2 separate regions of the Homo sapiens genome follow, and region 2 is linked to region 1. A link is a contact called in ENCODE Hi-C or POLR2A ChIA-PET data. All regions are on one chromosome and are shown on one strand. The core of a region is the stretch at or near the end of the contact, and the rest is flanking DNA. Distances in the headings are between cores, read along the strand shown.

What was found. Hi-C counts contacts between places; a loop is a spot of excess contacts on that map. ChIA-PET counts read pairs that join two places held with the same protein, here RNA polymerase II (POLR2A). Pooled maps may share reads with other maps.
Region 2: a pooled map shows a loop between it and region 1 (2.0-fold over the local background). The contact joins the enhancer-like site here to the promoter of GRWD1 in region 1. A Hi-C loop is called at or near these places in 3 of 50 pooled maps. POLR2A ChIA-PET finds 5 or more read pairs at or near these places in 7 of 52 experiments (BJ, CD4-positive, alpha-beta T cell, Caco-2 and 4 more).

The regions. Positions count from the first base shown.
Region 1 is chr19:48,442,082-48,449,185 of GRCh38, reverse strand. It overlaps GRWD1 (glutamate rich WD repeat containing 1), which reads right to left and starts at 3,203. Exons shown (of 7, transcript NM_031485.4): 1 at 2,994-3,203; 2 at 2,684-2,801; 3 at 2,343-2,505. The coding sequence starts at 3,180. GRIN2D (glutamate ionotropic receptor NMDA type subunit 2D) reads right to left here. Exons shown (of 14, transcript NM_000836.4): 13 at 6,804-7,036; 14 at 4,255-6,586. The coding sequence ends at 5,249. RefSeq lists enhancers at 3,123-3,212, 3,373-3,452, 4,625-5,316.
Region 2 is chr19:48,564,529-48,571,632 of GRCh38, reverse strand. The region is part of intron 1 of SULT2B1 (sulfotransferase family 2B member 1); the gene reads right to left. Among named protein-coding and RNA genes, the nearest start is that of SULT2B1, 16 kb to the right of the region's middle. Within about 2 kb of position 3,117, at least 18 of the 41 ENCODE cell types and tissues checked have a DNase peak (open chromatin) inside an H3K27ac peak, as active enhancers do; they include Panc1, where a contact is called at or near this core.

The DNA of each region.
Region 1 (7,104 bases), core at 1,954-4,453:
GGAGTCAGAGGTTGCAGTGAGCCGAGATCGCACCATTGCGCTCCGGCCTGGGCGACAAAAGCGAGACTCTGTCTCATCTAAAAAAAAAAGCTCACTTCCAACCCCCTTCTCATGATGTCTATTGCTGTCACACTACTACTGATGTCATCCTTCCCCTGAATACCGTAAGTCTCCCCACAGGATTCTTTCCTCCGACCCTTACCTCTCTGCAATTGATATTTAAGGACAGCAGCCAGAGGGACCACTTTAAAACAGAAGTCAGACCCTGTCTTTCCTCTGCCTGAAACCCTCCAACGTCTCCCAATTAAAAGCTGGAGTCCTTACAGTGGCCGACAAGGCTCTGAACAATGTCTTCTCTGTGCCCGCTCCCCAAATTGTGTCATTCTCCCTTTTGTTCATTCTGCTCCAGACAGACTGGACACTCCCGCTTCACTTGAAACTCTTCAAACATGCCAAGCTCACCCCAGGGCCTTTGAACTTGTGTTTTTCCTTGCCTGCAAATTCTTTTACAGGGTTCACTGCCCCACTACCTGTGAGTATCTATGCAAATGGCATTTTATGACAGAATACTTTCCTAACCACACTGTTTAAAAATAGCACCCCACTCCTGGAGCACCCTAACCCTCTTCCCCTACTTCATTGGATTTTTTCCAGGATAGTTAACACCTTTGGACATGGTACACATTTACTTAGTTTCATCTCGTTCCCTTCCCCCACTAGTGTGTAAGTTGATGGAGCCAGAGACCTTTTGCTTGCTGCTAAATCCTCTGCATCTAGAACAGTACTGAAACATAGTAAAAATAATTTCATGGAAACAGACAGCCCCAGCTATCAGCCAAGTACTGCTCTAAGTGCTCTTCATATACCGTATCATTGTACTTACAAGTCTACCTGATCAGAAGATGTTTTAGCTTTGAAGCAAAAAACAAATAAACAGGCTGGACACAGTGCCTCATGCCTATAATCCCAGCATTTTGGGGGCGAAGGTGGGCAGATCACTTGAGCTCAGGAGTTCAAGACCAGCCTGGCCAACATAATGAGACTCCATTTCTACTAAAAATACAAAAATTACTGGGCATGGTGGTGTGCACTTGTGATCCCAGCTACTCGGGAGGCTGAGGCAGGAGAATCACTTGAACCTGGGAGGCAGAGGTTGCAGTGAGCCAAGATCACGCCACTGCACTCCAGCCTGGGCAATGGGAGTGAAACCATGACTCAAAAACAAAACAAACAGCCACAACCAAAAACAGTTCCTGAATAGTAACAGAAAATACATACCTCATATTACAACCAGGTGCTATTCTAGGCACTATATGTTATTTCATTTGACCTCATGCCAGCCCCATCAGATAAGTTCTATAACTCACTATGTTACCAAAGAGAAAAGTGAAGAACATAAACCATATCCTCATAATCTAAAACAGTACCTAACATGTAATGACACTGATCATAATAGCTAAATTGTATAAAACTATGTGACAAGTACTTTTCTAAAAACTGAAGGAGGCCGGGTGTGGTGGCTCACGCTTGTAATCCCATGACTTTGGGTGCCCGAGGCGTGCGGATCAATCACTCGAGGTCAGGAGTTTGAGACCAGCCTAGCCAACAAGGCGAAACCTTGTCTCTACTAAAAATACAAAAAATTGGCCAGATGCGGTGGCTCACGCCTGTAATCTCAGCACTTTGGGAAGCCGAGGCAGGCGGATCACGAGGTCAGGAGTTCACCACCAGCCTGATCAACATTGTGAAACCCCGTCCCTACTAAGAATACAAAAATTAGCCGGGCGTGGTGGCGCGCACCTGTAATCTCAGCTACTTGGCTGAGGCAGGAGAATCGCTTGAACCTGGGAGGCAGAGGTTGCAGTGAGCTGAGATCATGCCATTGCCCTCCAGTCTAAGCGACAGAGCAAGACTTCATCTCAAAAAAAAACCAAAAAACAAAAAATTAGAAGGGCCTGGTGGCAGGCGCCTATAGCCCCAGCTACTTGGGAGGCTGAGGCAGGAGAATCCCTTGAACCTGGGAAGGGGAGGTTGCAGTGAGCCAAGATCGCACCACTGCACTCCAGCCTGGACAACAGAGCGAGACTCCATCTCAAAAAAAAAAAAAAAAAAAATGGGCCAGGCACGGTGGCTCACGCTTGTAATCCCAGCACTTTGGGAGGCAGAGGTTGCAGTGAGCCGAGGCTGCGCCACTGCACTCCAGCCTGGGTGACAGAGCGAGACTACGTCTCAAAAAAAAAAAAAAAAAAAAGAACATGAGGAGGTGTTGGGAGTTATGGACACAGGGGATGGGTCAGATGTGTTTCAGAGTATGCAGAGCAGGCTCCTGGGACCATACTTACCCGAACTCGGTTGATGCCACCATAGTGGGGCACCATGGCCAGCTCCAGCTGAGGTTTCCGCTCTTCTTCATCCTCTTCATCTTCCTCCTCTTCTTCTTCATCACTGCCCTCTGAGGGTGGGGGCTTTGTCCCATGCAGATTGTGCATCCGAAGCATCATCAGTCTGGGAGAAATTGTGGGGTGAGTTAGGCACTAGATTCCAGGATTCTTAGGAAGGAGAGAGGCTGGAAACCCAGACTCCTGGATCTGCGAGAGGCAGAAACTGGAAGCCCTAACTCCTGGGTGCTGAGGAAGGGGCTGGAAACTGAGCCTCCTGGTCCTGGAAAAGCCTCGGGTCTTACCTGTTGCTCTGGGCGCTCTCAGCCTGGGTCCCAGCACACAAGTAAAGTGTAAGAGGAAGCTCTGTCCGGTTGTCTCCCAGGTGATCCCGGACTATGTCAAAGCTGAGACAGGGGGCGCCTGGGGATGGAAGGCGGGGTTTACGAGTTAAGACGGGACAGTAAGAGCTCAGTCCCCACCTCCCTCATGGATCAACCGCCTCCGGTATGAAATCACTTCTCTTAGACCCCAGCCTTCTCTTCCCGAGCACCTCTCAGGTTAAAGGCTCGGGATCAGCCACCTCAGGACCCTGGAGTCCGGACTCAGCCCTACCAGTCTGCGCTCGGTGGTAGAGCACATAGGCCTCCTCGTCCATGACCAGCTCCTCCCCTTCGCGTAGCGGCGGCCCCCGGCCGGGCAGGTAGACCTGGGCCGGGCCCTCGGAACTTGTGTCGCCGGACTCGGCTTCCATGGGTTCCCCGGTTTCACACGTGCGCCGCCGACCCTTGCGCGCCGCCATCTTCGAACCCTCTCGCTGCTGACACCCGGTAAGAGCGTCACTTCCGGGTTTCGCTTTCCGCCTAATGAGATCCGCCCTACTGCGCGGTTACCTTGGAAACTCCTGGGACCGCTAATCGGAGAGGGTGCGGAAACGCTGGAGGAGAACTCAGGTAATGGCGCCAGCGAAAGAAGCCTGCGGATACGGAGAAACTGCATCTTCGCGTGACTTTGGGCGCTGTTCCTCGCGGTAGTGGCAAGGCCTTCTGGGAGTTGTAGTTCTACGGGAGGCTTGTTTTCCCCATTGTCCAGTTTGATTCCGAGAGCGTTCTTTCCAGTTAATTAATTATTCATATATGCAAATTTGCTCTTTCACTGGCAAGGAGACTGAGTTTCTACTCCCCGAGGACCCATAAGGCCGGTTTCTTTTCCTCTCTCTGTTGTGATGGCTTTCATTTGTTTCAAAAATGCTTTCTTGTAGACAGGATGGATATTATCTGTAAGTTAGGCGGTTCAATCTACCCTCTAGGGGCAGTCAATTGCCTAACCAGACATTCACATTTCAGCTCTGGTCAGCGAGCACTTAATCAGAAAGTCCACCCTCTGGAGGCAGCTATTACAAGTGCTTCGTCTCTCTTTATCGCCCATCAGCACCAGCGGTTTGGCTAATTGACATAATGAAATGTTAGAAATAGATTCTCATTGGTGAGATTAACAGCATTCAAGATAATGCGGATTGGCTGGGATATGTCAGACACTCTCCTAGCTTGCATGAACAGGATATTGAGAATGTAGCAAGCCTTGGTACCTATAGCCATAGGAAATAAAACCATACCTTTGATCTTAATATGTTTTGTCTCCGGGATCTATCTCACCACTCTCTTGGGGTCTCTTATCTGCCCCAGTACCCTCTCGACTTTCTTTTCAGGGTCTCTTCCCACCTCCTCTTTCTTGGTCTTTGTCTCCCCAGGCACCTCCTTTCAGAGTCTCTGTTCTCTCTCTAATTCTGTCTCCTCTTCCCCTGTGGGACTTTTGTGTTTCTGTTTCCTCCAGAGAATTTGAGGGGGGCTAACAGATACGGAGCTTAGGCTTGGACTGAGGAGGCATAAAAACATGGTTTATTCCAAACACTGCAATGTGGAATAAGAGAGTGGGAAGGGAAGTTGGTGGAGAAGTGTGGACTCCCAGACCCTCCCCTCCGCAACCCAGCCCCAGACCCGGCTGGAGATCTGGGCAGAGGAGGCTTTTTGGAGGTCTGCTGGGTCATCACTGAAGGGTCGCAAATAAGGGTTGGATTTGGAGAGGATGTGCTTGGTGGCAAGTGGGGTGGTCCGGAGGTGCGGCAGGGTGGGAAGTTTTGGCTTCAGGGAGGTTGGGTTCATCGCGGTGCAAGGGAAGGCGGGGCTTCCGTTGGGGACGTGTCCTAGGTCAGAGTAGGGAAAAGCGACCGAGGGTGGAAGAGGAGGAGGGGGTGTCACGGTTTGATGTCAAGGGTCACAGTCTGGTCGGGGCACAGTCTGGGGTTCGGGTCACAGTTTGGGGTCAGGGGTCACAGTCTGGAGTCGGATGACCATTTTAGGAGTCGGATGTCACAGTCTGGGTCAGGGGTTTCTGTGTGGCGGGGCCAAGGTCTGGGGTCACAGTTTGGCGAACGCGTCTCACAGTTTTGAGTCCCAATGGATGAAAGGTTAAAAACGGGCTTCCCCGGAGGCGCGGCTGGGGCCGGGGAGCTGCACAGTGATGTGGGGGCCACGGCCCCGGGCGTGGAGGTGGGACGCGGGAGTGGCGTGAACCCCCCACCTCCCGCCCCATCTGGTGACGTTAAAAAGCCCTTGTCGGGTTTAAAAAAAAGTCCGGTGGGCTCCAAGGCCCCCGCCCCCTCGTTCTCAGGCTGGGTGATAGTTGAGGGACCAAATCCTCTCCGGCTTGCGGTTCCTCCAGAACCAGGGGGCGCAGGACGCTGCTCCAGGCGGGGTCCGGCCAGTTCCACTGCTTTCCTTCCCAACCCACGCGGGTCCTGTCCACTGCGGGCGCCCCCTCGGGCCGTGGCCTGCGCTGACCAAGGGGGCGGTGGGGCCCCCGGGGCCGCGTCATACCTCGGACTCGAGGCTAGAGAAGTGCGCCGAGCCCCTGCGGGTGCCCAGGTCCCCGCCCCGGTGTCTCCGGTGGGAAGCTGTGGGCAGCGGCGGCCCCCAGTGCGCGGCGTGCGGACACCTGCGAGCGTGGCGGGAGGGCCCGGTAAGCCTGCGCGCAGGGGCGGCGCGAGGGCACGAGCTGAGGTCCTCGAGCGAGCGCGAGGTGGGCGCGGGCGGCGGGAGGTCCCAGCCCCCAGCGGCGCGCCGGTGCCTGTGGTGGTGGGGCGCGGCGGCGGCGGGCGTGCGGTGCGAGGCCCGCGGGCGGTGCGGGTGCGACCGCGGGCACCCGCAGCGGGCCCGGCGTCGGGGCAGGGGCCCGGCGGCCCAGGGTGGAGGCGGTGGCGCCCACCAGCCGCCGTCCAGGCCATCGTGCGAGCAGCTGAGATGGCGCGGCGGCGGCAGCAGCTCCAGGCTGGCGCAGTGCCGACAGTGCCAGGCGGCCGGACCGCTGCGCGGGGGCAGGTAGTCCCAGCTCCCGGCGCGCCAGCCCCCGAGCTTGTCGACCGACCAGTAGCGGCCGGGCGGCGGCCCGAGGCGCTCGGCATACGGGTAAGGGAAGTCGGCGAACCACCAGGGCTCCAGGCCGCCCAGCGACGCGCCGCCCAGGCTCTCCGAGTCCTCCGAGTCCGACGGCGACGGCTCGAGATCGAGGTAAGGGCACGGGGGCGGCGCGGCGCGGCACGGGGGCGGAGCGGCCGGGGCTCCTCCGCCTGCGCCCCCCGTGCCCCCCGCGCCGCCCGCGCCTGGCCCCAGCAGGGGTTGGCTCTCGGGGTCCGAGCGCGGCCACCGCGCGGGCGCCGGCGGGCTCTCGTCCTCGAAGGCCAAGCGGCAGAGTGGCGGCCCGACGGCGGTGGCCGCGGCGGCGGGGGGCGCGGGCGGCGACGGGAAGCCGGGGAAGGCGCCGGCGGGGGGCTCGGCTGGCTCCTTGTCGCGTACGATGGCGAAATAGGAGGGCGGCGGCTTCTGCGGGGGCTGAGCGGCCGGCGGGGACAGCGGGCGCCCGGCTGCGCCCCGCGGTGCCGCGCGCGCTTCGCCCAGGCCGAGGCCTAGGCCCTGCGGCTCGATGGGGCCGTAGTAGCGGTGGAAGCCGTCGGCCAGGCCCGCGCCCCCCGGCGGCCCCGCGCCCTTGGTCCGGCGCCAGCGGTCCACTGAGGCGCGCTCGCGGGGCACGAAAGGTGCGGGCCCGGGAGCCGGCCGCGGCGCGGGGTACGCGGGGCTGGGCAGGGGCTGTGGCGGCGGCGGGGGCTTGGCGGGCGGTGGGGCGGCCTCAGCGCTGCAGCAGCTGTACATGCCCTGCGGGTCCGGGGACAGGACGGGGGTCAGCGCGAGATGCCCAGGACGCCTGCCCGCCTCCCCTCAGTCCCTCTCTCCTCTCCATTTACCCGCCTGTGTTTCCCGCTCTCTTCCCCACTATCCACATCTCGACCCACATCTCCTTGTCTCTGCTCGGCTTTACCTTTGTCCCCGCCCCTGCCATCTCCCCCTCTCTGCCTCCCTCTCTGCCCCATACCCTGGAGAAGGCCAGCAGGAAGTCCATGCGGTGGGTGGGCCCCAGGCAGTGCCGCAGGCGCCAGTACACCAGGTGCTCCCAGGCGAAGACCAGCAGGGACAGGCCCATGGCCACCAGGAGCATGTAGAAGACGCCCGCCATGTTGTCGATGTCCAGCTTGCTGCTCATCACCTCGATTTTGTCATTGTGGCAGATCCCAGAGAGCCACAGCCGCTCCAGCATCTCGATCTCATCTAGGGAGGGGCGGTCAAAAGTCACCTGCTATGAGTACCCTCTGAGGACCCTTGTCTGTGATGTGGGA
Region 2 (7,104 bases), core at 1,868-4,367, 120 kb before region 1:
TTGTTCTGTCTTGTTTGCCAATGTACCTAAAGTACTCTCAGCAGAGCCTGGCAGCAGGGAGGTGCTTGTCAATATTTATTGAAGGACCCAGGCAGGAGGATCGCTTGAAGCCAGGAATTCAAGACCAGCCTGGGCAGGCTGGGCACTGTGGCTCAAGCCTGTAATCCCAGCACTTTGGGAGGCTGAGGTGGGCGGATCACCTGAGGTCAGGAGTTCAAGACCAGCCTGGCCAACATGGTGAAACCCCATCTCTACTAAAAATACAAAAATTAGCTGGGCACGGTGGTGGGCGCCTGTAATCTCAGCTACTCGGGAGGCTGAGGCAGGAGAATCGCTTGAACCCGGGAGGCAGAGGTTGCAGTGTCCTGAGATCACATCACTGCACTCCAGCCTGGGGACAGAGCGAAACTCCATCTCAAAATAAATAAATAAATAAATAAATAAATTAGCCAGGCATGGTGGCCTGTACCTGTAGTCACAGCTGCTCAGGAAGCTGAGGTGGGAAGATCACTTGAGCCCAGAGTTCAAGGCTACAGGGAGCTATGATCTCACCACTGCGTGCTCCAGCCTGGGTGACAAAGCAAGACCTCATCTCTAAAAATAATAATAGGCCAGGTGTGGTGGCTCATGCCTATAATCCCAGCACTTTGGGAGGCTGAGGTGGGCGGATCACCTGAGGTCAGGAGATCGAGACCATCCTGGCTAACATGGTGAAACCCCGTCTCTACTAAAAATACAAAAAATTAGCCGGGCGTGGTGGCGGGCGCCTGTAGTCCCAGCTACTCGGGAGGCTCAGGCAGGAGAATCTTGAACCTGGGAGGCAGAGGTTGCAGTGAGCCGAGATCGCGCCACTGCACTCCAGCCTGGGGAACAGAGTGAGACTCTGTCTCAGAAAAAAAAAACAAAAACAAAAACGGAAAACAAAAACCAGCAAAAACCAGAGTCACTCTCCCTTCTGGGTGTTTGTCCAAGAGAAATGGAAGCCTATATGTTCAAACCAACATCTACACTTGACCCTCATCTACACTCATGTTTATAGCCACTGTACTCATAATTGCCAAACCCTGGGAACAGCTCAAACGTCCTTGCATGGGTAAGTGGATAAACAGCAGTATTCTGTGCCATGCGATACTACTCAGCGATGAAAAAGAACTGGCCGGGCTCGGTGGCTCACGCCTGTAATCCCAGTACTTTGGGAGGCTGACGCAGGCAAATCACCTGAGGTCAGGAGTTTGAGACCAGCCTGGCCAACATGGCGAAACCCCGTCTCTAATAAAATACAAAAATTAGCTGGGTATGGTGGTGCACGCCTGTAATCCCAGCTTTTTGGGAGGCTGAGGCAGGAGAATCACTTGAACCTGGGAGGTGGAGGTTGCAGTGAGCCCAGATCGCGCCATTGCACTCCAGCCTGGGCAACAAGAGTGAAACTCCGCCTCAGAAAAAAAAAAAAAAAGAACAAACCGGCGGTTCCCACAGCCACAGGGAAGGCTCTCCCAGGCATTGCACTGAGTGAAAGAGCCAGACTTGGAAGGTAAACTCTGTGTAATTCCATCTCTGTGACTGTGGTTGGCCAAATCACAGCCTCCAATGATGTTGTCGTCCTAATCCTTGAAATCTGAGACTGTGTTCCACAAATGGCCAAACGGACTTTGCAGATGTGATTAACAATCTTGACGAGGTGGCTCATGCCTCTAATCCCAGCACTTTAGGAAGCCGAGACAGGTGGATCACTTGACATCAGGAGTTTGAGACCAGCCTCGGCAACATGGCGAAACCCCATCTCTACTAAAAATACAAAATTAGCCAGGCGTGGTGGCGCATGCTTATAATCCCAGCTACTCAGGAGCCTGAGGCAGGAGAATCACTTTAACCTGGGAGGCGGAGGTCATGGTGAGCTGGGATCATGTCACTGCACTCCAGCCTGGGTGACAGAGTGAGTCTGTGTCTCAGAACAAAAAACCAATCTTGAGGCCAGGCATGGTGGCTCATGCCTGTAATCCCAACACTTTGGGAGGCCTAGATGGGAGGACTGCTTGAGGCCAGGAGTTCAAGACCAGCCTGGGCTACACAGAGTGAGAACCCAATCTCTTTAAAAAATAAGAAAAAAAAGAAAGAAAACTCCTGGGCTCAAGCGATCCTCCCACCTCAGCCTCCTAAAGTGCTGGGATTACAGATAGATGTCACTGAATCCAGTGAGTTACAATTTTAGATAAAAATTTATCTAAAATTTATCATATATATATATATATATATATATATATATATATATGTTTTTTTTTTTTTTTTTTTTTGAGACGGAGTCTCTCTCTGTCGCCCAGGCTGGAGTGCAGTGGCGCGATCTTGGCTCACTGCAAGCTCCGCCTCCTGGATTCACGCCATTCTGCTGCCTCAGCCTCCTGAGTAGCTGGGACTACAGGCGCCCGCCACCACGCCCTGCTAATTTTTTGTATTTTTAGTAGAGACAGGGTTTCACCATGTTACCCAGGATGGTCTCGATCTCCTGACCTTGTGATCTGCCTGCCTCAGCCTCCTAAAGTGCTGGGATTACAGGCGTGAGCCACCACGCCCAGCCTAAAATTTATCTAACATTTAATCTAAAATTTGTCATTTATCTAAATGCTAAATGCTGCTAGAACGGTGGCGTCAGGGAGGCCCCTCTGGGAACTCGACATCTGAGCAAAGACTGAAGGTAGCGAGAGAGGGAGCGGTGTGTGGGGACCAGAAGGAAGAGTGAGCGCAAAGAAGTGAGTGGTGGGCTGCTGGGATTCTGGGGCCTGAGTGGGACTGGAGCTGGGGGGCCCTGAGCGGCCCACCCTTCCAGGAATGCGATCGGACAGCAGGAGGGATTTCTCAGCAGCCCTGGCGGTGCCGCTGACTCACTGCCAGCGTCTGTGATCAACTCGCCTTTGGAGAGAGAGCATTGCCAAGACTCCCCCACCACCAGCCTGAGCTGGGTTCAATGCGCTTCACTCCCAGGACGCGCCAAGCAGTGTCCCGGCGCCCTGCCCTGCCTCTGTCCGGGCTGTTCTCCCCGCCAGGCTCTCCCTCACTTGGAGCCCATCTGGGCAGGCGTCCCCAGCTCAACCTCTCAGCAGGATGACTCACCCTTGGCCGTGGCGCAGAGATACTCTCTTGGCAGGAGTGTGACTGGCATAACCTCTTAGGGAGATCGTTTGGGAACATTTACAGGATTCAAGGCCAGCTCCTTCTCTGTCTTCAGGGCTTGGGTCTTCCCTGACCACCTTGGCTAAAGCAAGAGACCTCCCACCCCGTGCACATTACTGCCCATCTCCGCATCCTGCTGGCCTCCTTTGCGGCCCTTTTTAATACTTTTTTTTTTTTTTTTTGAGATGGAGTCTCACTCTGTTGCACAGGCTGGAATGCAGTGGCTTGATCTTGGCTCACTGCACCCTCGACCTCCACCCTCCGGCTCCTGGGCTCAAACGATCCTCCCACCTCAGTTTCCCCAGTAGCTGGGACTACAGGTGTGTGCCACCACACTCAGCTAATTCTTAAATTTTTTGTAGAGACAGGGGTCTCGCTATGTTGCCCAGACTGGTCTTGAACTCCTGGGCTCGTGGGATTCTCCTGCCTTGGCCTCCCAAAGTGCTGGGATTACAGGCATAAGCCACCGTGCCCTGCTTATTTTTATTTTTTGGATACAGGGCCTTGCTCTGTTGCTCAGGCTGGAGTGCAGTGATGCGGTCACAGCTTACTGCAGCCTCAGTCTCCTAGGCTCAAGTGATTTTCCTGCCTCAGCCTAGCCTCCTGAGTAGCTGGGACTACAGGCATACACCACCACACCTGGCTAATGTTTACATTTTTTGTAGAGATAGAGTCTCACCACATTGCTCAGGTTGGTCTTGAACTCCTCAGCTCAAGCGACCCTCCCACTTCAGCCTCCCAGAGTGCTGGGGTTACAGGCGTGAGCCACCGCACCTGGTCTGTTGCCTTCTTTAAATCTGCCTTCCTCACTAGCAGGAGAGCTGGGAAGTGGCAGAATTTTTCCCTGTGCTATGTCCTTCCTACCTTCAAAGCCAATGTCCGACACACGGGTAACACTGTGTTCTTTTTTTGTTGTTGTTGAGACAGAGTCTCGCTCTGTCGCCCAGGCATGATCTTAGTTCACTGCAACCTCTGCCTTCTGGGTTCAAGCGATTCTCCTGCCTCAGACTCCTGAGTAGCTGAGATTACAGGCGTGCACCACCACGCCTGGCTAATTTTTGTATTTTTAGTAGAGACGGGATTTCTCCATGTTGGTCAGGCTGGTCTCAAACTCCTGACCTCGTGATCTGCCCGCCTCAGCCTCCCAAAGTGCTGGGATTACAAGTGTGAGCCACCGTGCCTGGTTAAATACTGTGTTCTATTTGCCAGATCCCCGAATGAACCTGACCCCCTAGAAACATAAGGAATAGACAGATGCCCTTGAGGAAGCGCGCAGTGAAATATATCCCAGGGCGATCATGGCAATGATGTTCCAAGAGAGGCCAGAAACAACAGGGGACGGGGTAAATGAGTCTGGACCTGGAAAAACGCTGGAATTCAGCCACTCAAAAGGAGTTTACATCTTGACAGGGACTTGGGTTATACATGCATCTCTGCATCTCTCCCTCTCCCTCTCTTTTTTTTTAAAACAGAGTCTTGCTCTATCGCCCAGGTTGGAGTGCAGTGACACAATCACGGCTCACTGCAACTAGCACCTCCCAGGTTCAAGTGATTCTCATGTCTCAACTTCCCAAGAAGCTGGGATTACAGGTGTGTGCCAACACGTCCCTCTAATTTTTTTTTTTTTTGACAGAGTCTCACTGTGTCACCAAAGCCGGAGTGCAGTGACACAATTTTGGCTCACTGCAACCTCTGCCTCCCGGGTTCAAGTGATTCTCCCATCTCAGCCTCCTGACTAGCTGGGATTACAGGAGCACACTGCCACGCCCAGCTAATTTTTTATATTTTAGTAAAAACGGGGTTTTACCATGTTGCCCAGGCTGGTCTGGAACTCCCGAGCTCAAGCAATCCACCCGCCTCAGTCTCCCAAAATGCTAGAATTACAGGTGTGAGCCACCACGCCTGGCACATCCCTCGAATTTTTGTATTTTTAGTAATGATGGGGTTTTGCCATTTTGGCCAGGATGGTCTCGAACTCCTGGCCTCAAGCAACCCACCAGCCTTGGCCTCCCAAAGTGCTGGCTTTACAGGCATGAGCCATTGTGCCCAGCCGTACATATATTTCTCAAAATGAGCACACTTTAGCCTGGGTGCGGTGGCTCGTGCCTGTGATCCCAGCATTTTGGGAGCCCAAATCCTCCCAAAATGGGAAGCAAAGTGGGAAGATCACTTGAGCCTAGGAGTTTGAGACCAGCCTAGACAACATAGTGAGACTCCGTCTCTACAAATAACAATAAAATATTTAGGCTAGGTGCGGTGGCTCACACCTGTAACCCAGCACTTTGGGAGGCCAAGGCAGGCAGATCACCAGGTCAGGAGTTCGACACCAGGAGTTTGAGACCAGCCTGGCCAACAGAGTGAAACCCCGTCTCTACTAAAAATACGAAAATAGCTGGGTGTGGTGGTGTGCGCCTGTAGTCCCAGCTACTTGGGAGGCTGAGGTGGGAGAATCACTTGAACCCAGGAGGCGGAGGTTGCAGTGAGCCAAGACCATGCCATTGCACTCCAGCCTGGGTAACAGAGTGAGACTCCGTCTAAAAAAAAAAAAAATAGCCTGGTGTGGTGGCATGTGCCTGTCTTCTCAGCTACTTGGGAGGCTGAGGTGGAAGGATTGCCTGAGCTGGGGAGGTCGAGGCTTCAGTGAACTGTGGTTGTACCACTTAGGTGACAGGGCAAGATCCTGTCTCAAAAACAAACAAACAAACAAACAAAAAACTAGCACACTTTAGATTTGTGTGGTTTACTGTAGGTAAACTTCTATTAAAACAAACAAACAAACAAAACCACTAGCTAGGTGCAGTGGCTCACATCTGTAATCTCAGCACTTTGGAAGGCCGAGGCAGGCAGATCACCAGAGGTCAGGAGTTTGAGACTAGCCTGGCCAACATGGTGAAACCCCATCTCTACTAAAAATACAAAAATTAGCCGGGCGTAGTGGTGCACACCTGTAATCCCAGCTACTCGGGAGGCTGAGGCAGGAGAATCGCTTGAATCTGGGAGGTGGAGGTTGCAGTGAGCCAAGATCTAGCCATTGCACTTCAGCCTAGGTGACAGAGGGAGATTCCATCTCTCTCTCTCTCCATCTCTCTGTCTCTCTCTCTCACACATACACACAAACACACACACACACACCCCCCCATAAACAAATACTGAAGTAGTTAATAATATGCAGCCTGGAATGTTTAGGGTGAAACATTCAGATGTCTGTAACTTACTTTGAAATGCATCAAAAGTAAGGATTAGGCCGGGCACCGTGACTCATGCCTGTAATCCCAGCTCTTTGGGAGGCCTACGGAGGCGGGTCATCTGAGGTCAGGTGTTTGAGACCAGCCCGTCTAACATGGCGAAACCCTGTCTCTACTAAAAAAAACAAAAATTAGGCTGGGCTCAGTGGCTTATTCCTGTAATCCCAGCACTTTGGGAGGCTGAGGCAGGTGTATCATCAGTCCAGGCATTCAAGACCAGCCTGACCAATATAGTGAAACACAATCTGTACTAAAAATACAAAAATTAGCCGGGCGTGGTGGCACGCACCTGTAGTCCCAGCTACTCGGGAGGCTGAGGCAGAAGAATCGCTTGAACCTGGGGGGCAGAGGTTGCAGTGAGCCAAGATCAAGCCATTGCACTGTAGCCTGGGCAACAGAGTGAAACCCCATCTCAAAACAACAACAACAACAAACCCAGAAGGATTGATAGATGGCTAGAGGGATGCAAAGATCTGTGATAAAACAAGTACTATATAATAAAATTTAAGTGTATCCTGAAAGGGACACTGTAAAAAAGAAAAAAATTTTAAAAATTTAAAAAACCCCAAATTTTAGTGGTGGTGGGCATAGGGGTGTTCATGGGGTAATCTTTCCATTGTTCTTGTAAGTTCCTCTTTTTTTCTTTCTTTTTTTTTTTTTTTTTTTTTTTTGAGACGGAGTCTCGCTCTGTTGC